Linked DNA regions of Homo sapiens: region 2 is linked to region 1. The links are chromatin loops, found by intact Hi-C in ENCODE. Cell type or tissue: PC-3. All regions are shown on one strand. Links, peaks and the distances in the headings refer to the core of each region. The heading gives the core; the rest is flanking DNA. Region 1 has its middle 190 kb from the start of RGS6. Region 2 overlaps SIPA1L1 (signal induced proliferation associated 1 like 1).

Region 1 (4,398 bases), core at 192-4,191:
TCAATAAACATCGAGTGGCTTCCTTTGTCCTACATCTCTGATACGTTCATGCTTTTATGTTGTTTTTCTAGAACAGAGTCCTGATGTATTAATAGCAGAGGTTTTCAAATCCTTAGCAGTGAGTCTATACCCCTACTCCCCTACTCCCCAACAAGCACCAGGTCATGTCTTTCCTTAAGTAGAATTGCTTAAGCGACGGAAGAGTCAGAATGAGCTCGTCCACTTTGCTTAGTATTGGCCTGTGCTTTTAACCCTTTGCTATAAACAGAACAGCGACTCAAACTTGAGCTTGCCTCCGAATCACCTGGAGAGTTTGTCAAAACACAGGTCACGTGGCTGCACCCTCAGGATCAGTGATTGTGCAGGTATTAAGTAGAAAATACTTAAATTTTCTACAAGTTCCCAGGTTATGCTTTAGAAGAATAGGGTTACCAGGAGAATAGCCATAGGCACCAGCATTAAAAGAAATAGAAACTAAGGTATGAGGTATACCGTGTCCAGATAACTGAGTATTATGTTGACAAGTTAACCATCCACAGACTACCTTGCAGAGGGAAACAGGCTTAAATTGTAACTCAAAAATTCAGTTAGATAAAAGAACTTTATTTTCCTTTTTTACTAAAATGGTGATTCAGAGCCCCCTGTGCATGAAACTTGACTATTTTAAATTCATGTGTTACCTAGATGGAGCTAGAATTTCTTTACCACCATTAATTATATGAGACTAGGTACCAGATTAGCAAGGGGGTGACCTTGGCGCTCTCAGAGTGGATGACAACTTGGGACAGCAGAGCTGCTGAGGAAAGCAGGGCCTGGGGTGGCAGGTGCAGAGCCCCAGAGCCATGCCCGCAGTGTTGTAGCCACAGGGGATGTGGGGTGAGGTGGGGTTGGCGGGGGACTTGGGGAGACTTGGTTCCAGGCTGAGAATGTTAAATTCAAGTCACTGACTTCCACCACCAGCCCAGTCTATTCACTCAGTCTCCAAGATCCTGTAAAACCTCAAAGTTACAAGAAAAGCACGTTTCACAACTGCCCTCATCCCTGTCCCACATGGTTCAGAAATCTTTACTTCAGTGCCCATGCTGCACAGTAGCCTGTTTTCTCTGCTGTTGTCCAAAGACAAGACAGAAGGAAGGAGTTGCGGCTCCTCTGTACCCTTTACAAAAACTGTGGCTCAAACACTCCAAGACACGGCTGTCTTTTCTGAGAAGATAATTATCACCTTGGGGTTTTCATTCCTAGTACCTGGCCCCTTCTATTGCTCCTCTCTGTGGATCCCCCTCCTCTCCTGGGCCTGCCAGCATTGTGCTCCCTTGCACCTTGTCAGATTATGCCCTTCCGGTCCTCCACCCTTTCAAATCAGACATCTCCTTCTGTCTTGCCTCTGTGTGTCTGAGTCATCACACCTGAGACCCAAGAGAGCATTCCACCTTCCCTTCTCTCATTACACCTCTCATTATACCCTTTTAGTCCCACTTGCCTTCAGTCCTGTGAACAGGCATCTCCCAAAGTTCCTTCCATTACTTACTCTAAATTAACGCATCTTATTATGCCTCTTAATCAGCTCCTCTGCCAGGCACAGCCCCACCTTTAAACACATGCAGCTCATTTTATCCTTCCATTTGTATCTCTCATGACCCATTTTCAACCTGAATGATCTCCTAGACAAAATACCCTAAGCTCTGGGTACCTTACTCCCTATCTTTATGTAAGTGTATTCCTTCAAAGATCTCATCATGTGTTCTGTTGATGCATCTATGATTCATTTTTCTTACCCAAAGTGCCAAGTCCTTTTAAGTGGCTCGAACTCCCTATACATTAGATCTTGGTAGTGCACCCCTGAATCTCTAATAAGCTCACCCAGTCATATCTCCTGTGCAAGACTGTAATTCAGCGTTTAAGAAAAGCATCACAAAATGGCTATCTGCCAATAAAATCCAACTCTTTTGCAAAAGTATAAACTGCTTGGGAGGGGATAGTTTCTCCAGTTTGCCACTGATGCTCCCACTCCATATTGCCTTAAGTGCTCCCAGCTCACTGCACACATCTAGGTAACTTGCCTGGTAAGAAGGCATTTGAGTTGACGTCCTCTGAATCCCGTCACCAAAACCAAGGAAGCCATTTCCTTCCCCAAACAACACCCCCATCATAGGCCCACCCACCCTCACCTACCCTGCGTTCCTGGGAGTGAAATACATTTAAGAAGGGAGTTTTATGCCAATTCAAAGAGCAAACAATAAATTACTAATAAAGTTGCCGGGAGGTGGTCCTTTAGTCACTTGTCTTAGTGAAAAGGTAGGATGGATTTGTAAGTGACCTAGTAATTTTTTTAACGAGCTTAAGGGTATTTGAAAGAGTTACTTCTCATAAGAAGCTTAAACATTGCTCTGTAATCTTAAGACAATAAATATGCTTAGCAAACTCTTTTTTTTTTTTTTAGTTAGTACAAAGATAAACTCATCCCAATGTAGGTACATTTCAAATTAATGAGTCTATGCCTATTAAAACATGTGCCATAAATGCTGCCTAGCATAATATAAACAACGCTAGCTGGAGTGGGAGTGAGGACTTCCTTGACAGGCACTGCCAACAAGCAATTCACTTAAAGAAAGACAAGACCTGGTGCATGTTGGAGAGCAGGGGTGTGGACTCACTGCTCACTAAGGATTTGAAAAACCGTGGTGTGAAAGACAAACTGGCGGCCGGGCATGGTGGCTCACACCTGTAATTCCAGCACTTTCGGAAACCGAGGCGGGCAGATCACAAGGTCAGGAGTTCAAGACCAGCCTGGCCAAGATGGTGAAACCCCATCTCTACTAAAAAATACCAAAAAAATTAGCTGGGCATAGTCGTGGGCACCTGTAATCCGAGCTACTCAGGAGGCTGAGGCAGAGAATTGCTTGAACACAGGAGACGGAGGTTGCAGTGAGCTGAGATGGTGCCGCTGCACTCCAGCCTAGGCGACAGAGTGAGACTCCATCTCAGAAAAAAAAAAAAAAAAAAAAAGACAAACTGGCCTTGACCTTTGTGGCCCAAGAAGCAAAATAGGGACCAGTGAATGCAAGTTATAGGAAACAGATTTTTGTCTCCAAGGTAGTTGATCAATGGTGATTGGGTGGTGTCCTGAGCTTGAAGTAAAAACCAGCTTTAAGAATCACTTTGCAAAGAACCTATCTCTTCATTTTAGTGGACACTTGCTGTCTTTAAATAAACTTAGAATCACGAATCACAGAATCAAGATGGAAAGGATCTTTAAAGTTTATTTATTGCATCTCCCAGCCCAGGTTCCAAGCTCCGCTTCACTGTCCCGCCACATGTTCAGCCACCTGTCTTTGGTTACACCAGTGATGGGGGAACTCTCTACTTCCTGAGGCTGCACACTTGATCTTTCAACTTCTCTTTTAAGTCCTTCCTTTTATTCAGGAGAAATCCATTTTCCTTTAGTGTTTGTATTTGAGACAGGGTCTCTCTGTGGCCCAGGCTGGAGTACAATGGTTTGATCATGGTTCACTGTGACCTTGAACTCCTGGGCTCAAGCCATCCTCCTGCCCTGGCCTCCCAAAGTGCTGAGATTACAGGTGTAAGCCACCACGCCCGACCTCCCTTTAATTTTTACAACTACTTCCAGTCCTATCACTTCAATTATACAAACAAATATGTTTCTCTTCCCAGATTATAACCACTAATTTTTTAGAAAATGTCAGGTCTTCCCAATGTTATGTCTTCCCCAGGATAAAAATTCTCTATTTCCTCTACTTTTCCTCATTTATCATGGCTTCCAGCCCCTTTTCCACCATAATATAATCATATCTAACATGTATTAAGGAGATGGTCACTTTGTGTGCATTATCCCTTTGAGTCCTCACAATAGCCCTGTGAGATGGGTGCTATTAATGTCCCCATTTTACAGAACAATCAACAGAGTCCTAGAGAGGTTAAATAATTTGTTAGCAGTAAAATAGCTGGTGAATGGCAGAGCTGGGATTCAAACACAGCCCTCTGATTCTAGAACCAATATTTAATCTGTATTTTCTCAGTCTTACTGGTCTCAACCTATGAGTCCCCTGCATGGCCTGGTTGCATGGAGCTTTGCCTAAGAGATCTAGATAGCAGCATCATTGGCACAGGGTTGTAAATGGGGTAGGGGTTAGGGAACAGGAAAGACAACAAAAGTGTACCTTAAGGCCAGAGGACTCAGAGGAAACACCCTCTCCTGGGAGGCTCTTAGAGGAGAGGGGCCTTTAAAATGCTTCAGCATTCTCTCTTGGCCAGGCGTGGTGGCTCATGCCTGTAATCCCAGCACTTTGGGAGGCCAAGGCAGGCAGATCACTTGAGGTCAGGAGTTCGAGTCCAGCCTGGCCAACATGGTGAAACTCCATCTCTACTAAAAATATATAA
Region 2 (4,398 bases), core at 123-4,122, 98 kb before region 1:
AAACCCTTAGGCTCATGGTGATAGGTGTAAGTTTCCAAAAATTTAAATTTTGCTTTAGAGCTTAAATTCTATTATGTCAGGAAATACTGTGAGTTGTTTTTCCTGAAGTAACAGGCTCCCCTTTATATTTTCAAGACAATATCTCCCAAATACACAAGCCTGAATGACTATAGTTTGTCTCTTGTTTGTTCTTTCATATGAAAATAGTGATTTTAGTTAGGTTTTTATTGCTGCTGTAACAAATTACTCCTACTCAGTGCCTTAAAACAACATAGATTTGTTATTTTACAGTTCTGTAAGTTAAAAATTAAATATTGGTGTCACTGGGCTAAAATCAAACTGTGTCCTTTCCGGGGGCTCTAAGGGTGAATCTGTGTTTGGCCTTTTCAACTTCTGGTGGCTGCCCGTGCACCTTGGCTCATGGCCCTTCCTCCATCTCCAAAGCCAGCAGTGTTGCCTCCCTTTGACCCTGCCTCCATTGTCTTTTCTCTTTTGTCTCCGTTGTCTTTTTCTGATGATCATCTTGTCTTCCTCTTCCACTTTTAAGGACCTTTCAGTTATTGGGCCCATCTGGATAATCCTGGCTACTCTCCCCATCTGTTAATTGGCAATCTTAAGTCCTTCTATAATCTATGCTCCCCTTTACCATTAACATTACGTATTCACAGGATCTAGGGATTAGGAAGTAGGTGGGTTTGAGGAGAAATTACTCTGCCTGCCAGTCTTCTATGAAAAAGACACAAAGTTCATCTTGCAACTCAGTTGAACAAGTGCTTTTCCTTGAGAAAGCTATCATAAAGCACTTTAGTAGGCAACAGATGCTTTATATATACGCTGCATTTCATCACATGGAATATTAAAAAGCATATACTCAAGTGTCTAGATTTAATACAAGTTAATATTTTACTGCTTCATCAAGGACATTCTTAACTGGGTTTTTATTTGGGGAAGGGGTGAGTGTATAGCGGAGAAAAAGAATGCAAGGAGTGCTGGTATAGTTTGGAGCCACTGCTTGATTCATGCAAAAGTGCCAGCAGTTTGACTCACCATGAGTGCATATGTCCGTGGAAAATACCAGATTGACTCTTAATAGTGTTTTGAAGATAGTTTTGATGTCATGATCCATCACTCCCCACAAGAAGGTTCTCAGAGATGCTCAAGAGTTCACAGTCCACACTTCAAGAACTGTTGCACAATGAAATACCTCATAGTGACTATTTTAAATTTCTAAATTTAATTAGGCAATAGTAGAGGTTTCATAAGAATGTAAGAATTGAGTTGTTCTCATCGTTTGTTCTACCCCAGTGGCCGCTTTCTGGCCATGATACCAGGGAAGATGAGGTAAAATGCAAAACTTCTGAAGAAGACTGAGAACTTGGTTATTCACATCTCTTTCTTCTGGTACAGGGCTGTGACTTTATCGTCCATCTTTCCAGGAAGTTATGGCTGTTTAAGTCAGATTGCACTGTCTGTTTCTTTCTTTCTACTTTTTTTTTTTTTTTTGAGACGGAGTCTTGCTCCGTCTCCCAGGCTGGAGTGCAGTGGCGCTATCTCGGCTCACTGCAAGCTCAGCCTCCCGGGTTCACGCCATTCTCCTGCCTCAGCCTCCCGAGTAGCTGGGACTACAGGTGCCCGCCACCACGCCCGGCTAATTTTTTGTATTTTTAGTAGAGACGGGGTTTCACCGTGTTAGTCAGGATGCTCTCAATCTCCTGACCTCATGAGCCACCCGCCTCGGCCTCCCAAAGTGCTGGGATTACAGGCGTGAGCCTGCAGTGTCTGTTTCTTAACTCTGTGTTAAAGTGCCTATTGTATGAGAGGAAGAGCAAATTTATGTACTGTTGTTTCCCAGCTGTGGAAGCTCACAACACTTTTAGTAAGTGTTGAAAGACCCCTTTACTTTGTTGAGATTTAAGACCTTCATCTCAAATATAGCCCTTGTCCCATTGGACTGACCACCATCACTTTTGTATGTACAAACATTTATTGAGTGCCCAGCACTTCCCTCAGTGCTTCATATGAACAGCTGATCTGCAGGCATGAATTATGGTACCATTGCTAAATGACCCAGAGGTTATCCAAAGCAAAATGCTAAACTGTGGATAGGAGGGCTTCTGGTGTCATCATAACTCTATTTTGATCATTACCTTAAAGTATTGTATATGTAGATCCATAAGCCCACGTAGGTATGTTTGTGTGTTTCTGAGACAATAAATACTGTTTTATATAACCTCAAAGCAATCCAAAATCCCCACATCATGGCTTTACAACTCCATGTACATTAGCTCCTTCTCTTAGAATGTTCCTGATTACATTTACTTAACTTCTGCTTGTCAACATCTCATTCTATCTGGGAGCATGGCTGCTAAGGATTCTAGGAGCCTGAGTTCGGAGAATGCTACCTACCTTTGATCTAATTGGAGTAGAAATCAAGATACAGTCACATTGTCACCTTTGAGGATACAGCAAGTGATATTTGACACAGTTTCAAACCAGAGGAAACTTGACATTGTAAGGAATTTCCTAATCCTCTTAAAGGATCATTCCTTTCACAACTGGCAAAACCGGTTTGTTCTGTCAGCAGGTGGAGCTCACTAGGGTATAGAATTCAGTCAAAAGAGGCACATTGTCCTGTCCTTGAATTCTGCTTGTCCACTACTTTGGGGGATGTTTTCTTATCTTCTTTCTGCAGGAAACTTTTTTTTTTTTAATAAATGAATCTAAATAAATTAATCCTTTTGAGTGTTGCACAGTGAAATCTTAGGCCTCTATCTATGAAGTTTTAAATAGGCACCCACAAATTCAGTGTCGCTGTAATGCTTTCCATTAGTCAGGGTGAGTTTTGTTTTACCCTGTTGCAAGCGAAGGCTGTTCTGGAAGGCATAGCCAGACAGCATGTAACTTAAAGCCCCTTCCTGTCTACAGATTGCTTGATCTTTTTGTTCTCCCTGGAGGGAGAGAGTCAGGTAATGTTCAGCCCTGGAATCTGGCTGTATTAAGGACTTCTTTTGTAATAGACATCGAGACTATCTCTCCCTTTTTATTTGTTGAGACCTAATAGGGTACTTAGCTCAATTCTAAAGCCAAGATGAAACCTTTACCTGTGGGAGCGTTCCCTTCTAAGCATTAGCCACATTCAGCCATTAGAAGCAGGCCCGCTAAGAAAGGGGTTAAATGTCAGTAGTGTGCAGCAAGTTTTACCCTGATTTTTTTTTCTTATGTGTGCTATACAAAAATGAACTAAGTCCCGAATGTGTGCCTGTTCATAATCAAGGTAGCAGTAGGTCAGATTGTATGCTGTTTTAAAAATATTCCAGGACAGGCACAGTGGCTCATGCCTGTAATCCCAGCACTTTGGGAGGCCGAGGCAGGTGGATCACCTGAGGTCAGGAGTTCAAGACCAGCCTGACCAACATGGTGAAACCCCATCTCTACTAAAAATACAAAAATTAGCCAGGCCTGGTGGCGCATGCCTGTAATACCAGCTACTTGGGAGGCTGAGGAGGGAGAATCGCTTCAACTCCAGAGGCGGAGGTTGCAGTGAGCCAAGATTGCGCCATTGCAATCCCGCCTGGTCAACAAGAGCGAAGCGAAACTCCATCTCAAAAATATATATATATATCCAGGAACCCTCCTGTCTATGCACAATGCAAAGGCTGTTGAGCTTTCTTGTCAGCTAAGCAGGGTGCAGGGGAGGGAGACAAAGCAAGCAAAGGTGTTTTTTTGTTTGTTCATTTGTTTTCTCCCCTGTGACATTTTCCGTTATCACGATTTGAACCATTTGATTTGGAAAGCTGAAAATGGTAGTTCAGGTTCGTAGTCCCTTAATATAAAGTGGCAGGGCTGGCTGTGTTTCAGAATTGAGGAATTTTCAGATTTTAGAGGGATAATAAAATGTATGACCCATATAGTAATATTCCCAGTGAGATCTGGGGCAGTACCCCACAATCAATTATGCAGGGGAAACATGAATATTCACACAAAGATGAATAAATTAAAAGTACTAATGTCAGCCCCATGTCAAGTTTTGCTGCCAAATATGTTTGCCTAAATTTGCTTTCTACCTTTCAACTTCAGAATTGCAAATAAGAAGTTGTAGACATATGTTGCAGCGGTTGTCCAAAGACAAACCTGGTTGAGTTCTGGTGATAGTTAATGGAGCTGAGTCACAGAACTGACTCTTTATGATCTTGTGTCTCTCCCTACTGTACTAGTTCCTCTCTCTTGCATTCTCTGATCTCTTTGCTCATCTGTCAAACAGGGGTAATATTTGCCTTGTGGGCTATTGTGAGAGTAAGAATTTAATGTATGTTAAACACTGCACGTAGTGCCTGGCATATGATAGGTATTCAATAAATGTTAGCTATTAAAATTTCACCTCTTCTCTTCCCCCTTTTA

What was found. Hi-C counts contacts between places; a loop is a spot of excess contacts. Peaks named below come from ENCODE experiments on the same cell type or tissue, not always from the same donor. Only the 100,000 strongest peaks of a DNase experiment are listed, where the experiment ranks them.
Region 2: a loop joins it to region 1, with 4 times the contacts of the local background. A loop is called at or near these places in 1 of 110 quality-filtered maps.

What each region holds. Positions count from the first base shown.
Region 1 is chr14:71,742,700-71,747,097 of GRCh38, forward strand. No RefSeq gene overlaps it. Among named protein-coding and RNA genes, the nearest start is that of RGS6, 190 kb to the right of the region's middle. In PC-3, for the core only: no CTCF peak of the experiment used is centred there; no DNase peak of the experiment used is centred there.
Region 2 is chr14:71,644,692-71,649,089 of GRCh38, forward strand. All of the region lies in intron 7 of SIPA1L1 (signal induced proliferation associated 1 like 1), which reads left to right. Among named protein-coding and RNA genes, the nearest start is that of SNORD56B, 250 kb to the left of the region's middle. In PC-3, for the core only: no CTCF peak of the experiment used is centred there; a DNase peak (open chromatin) is centred at 2,560; H3K27ac peaks cover 776 bases.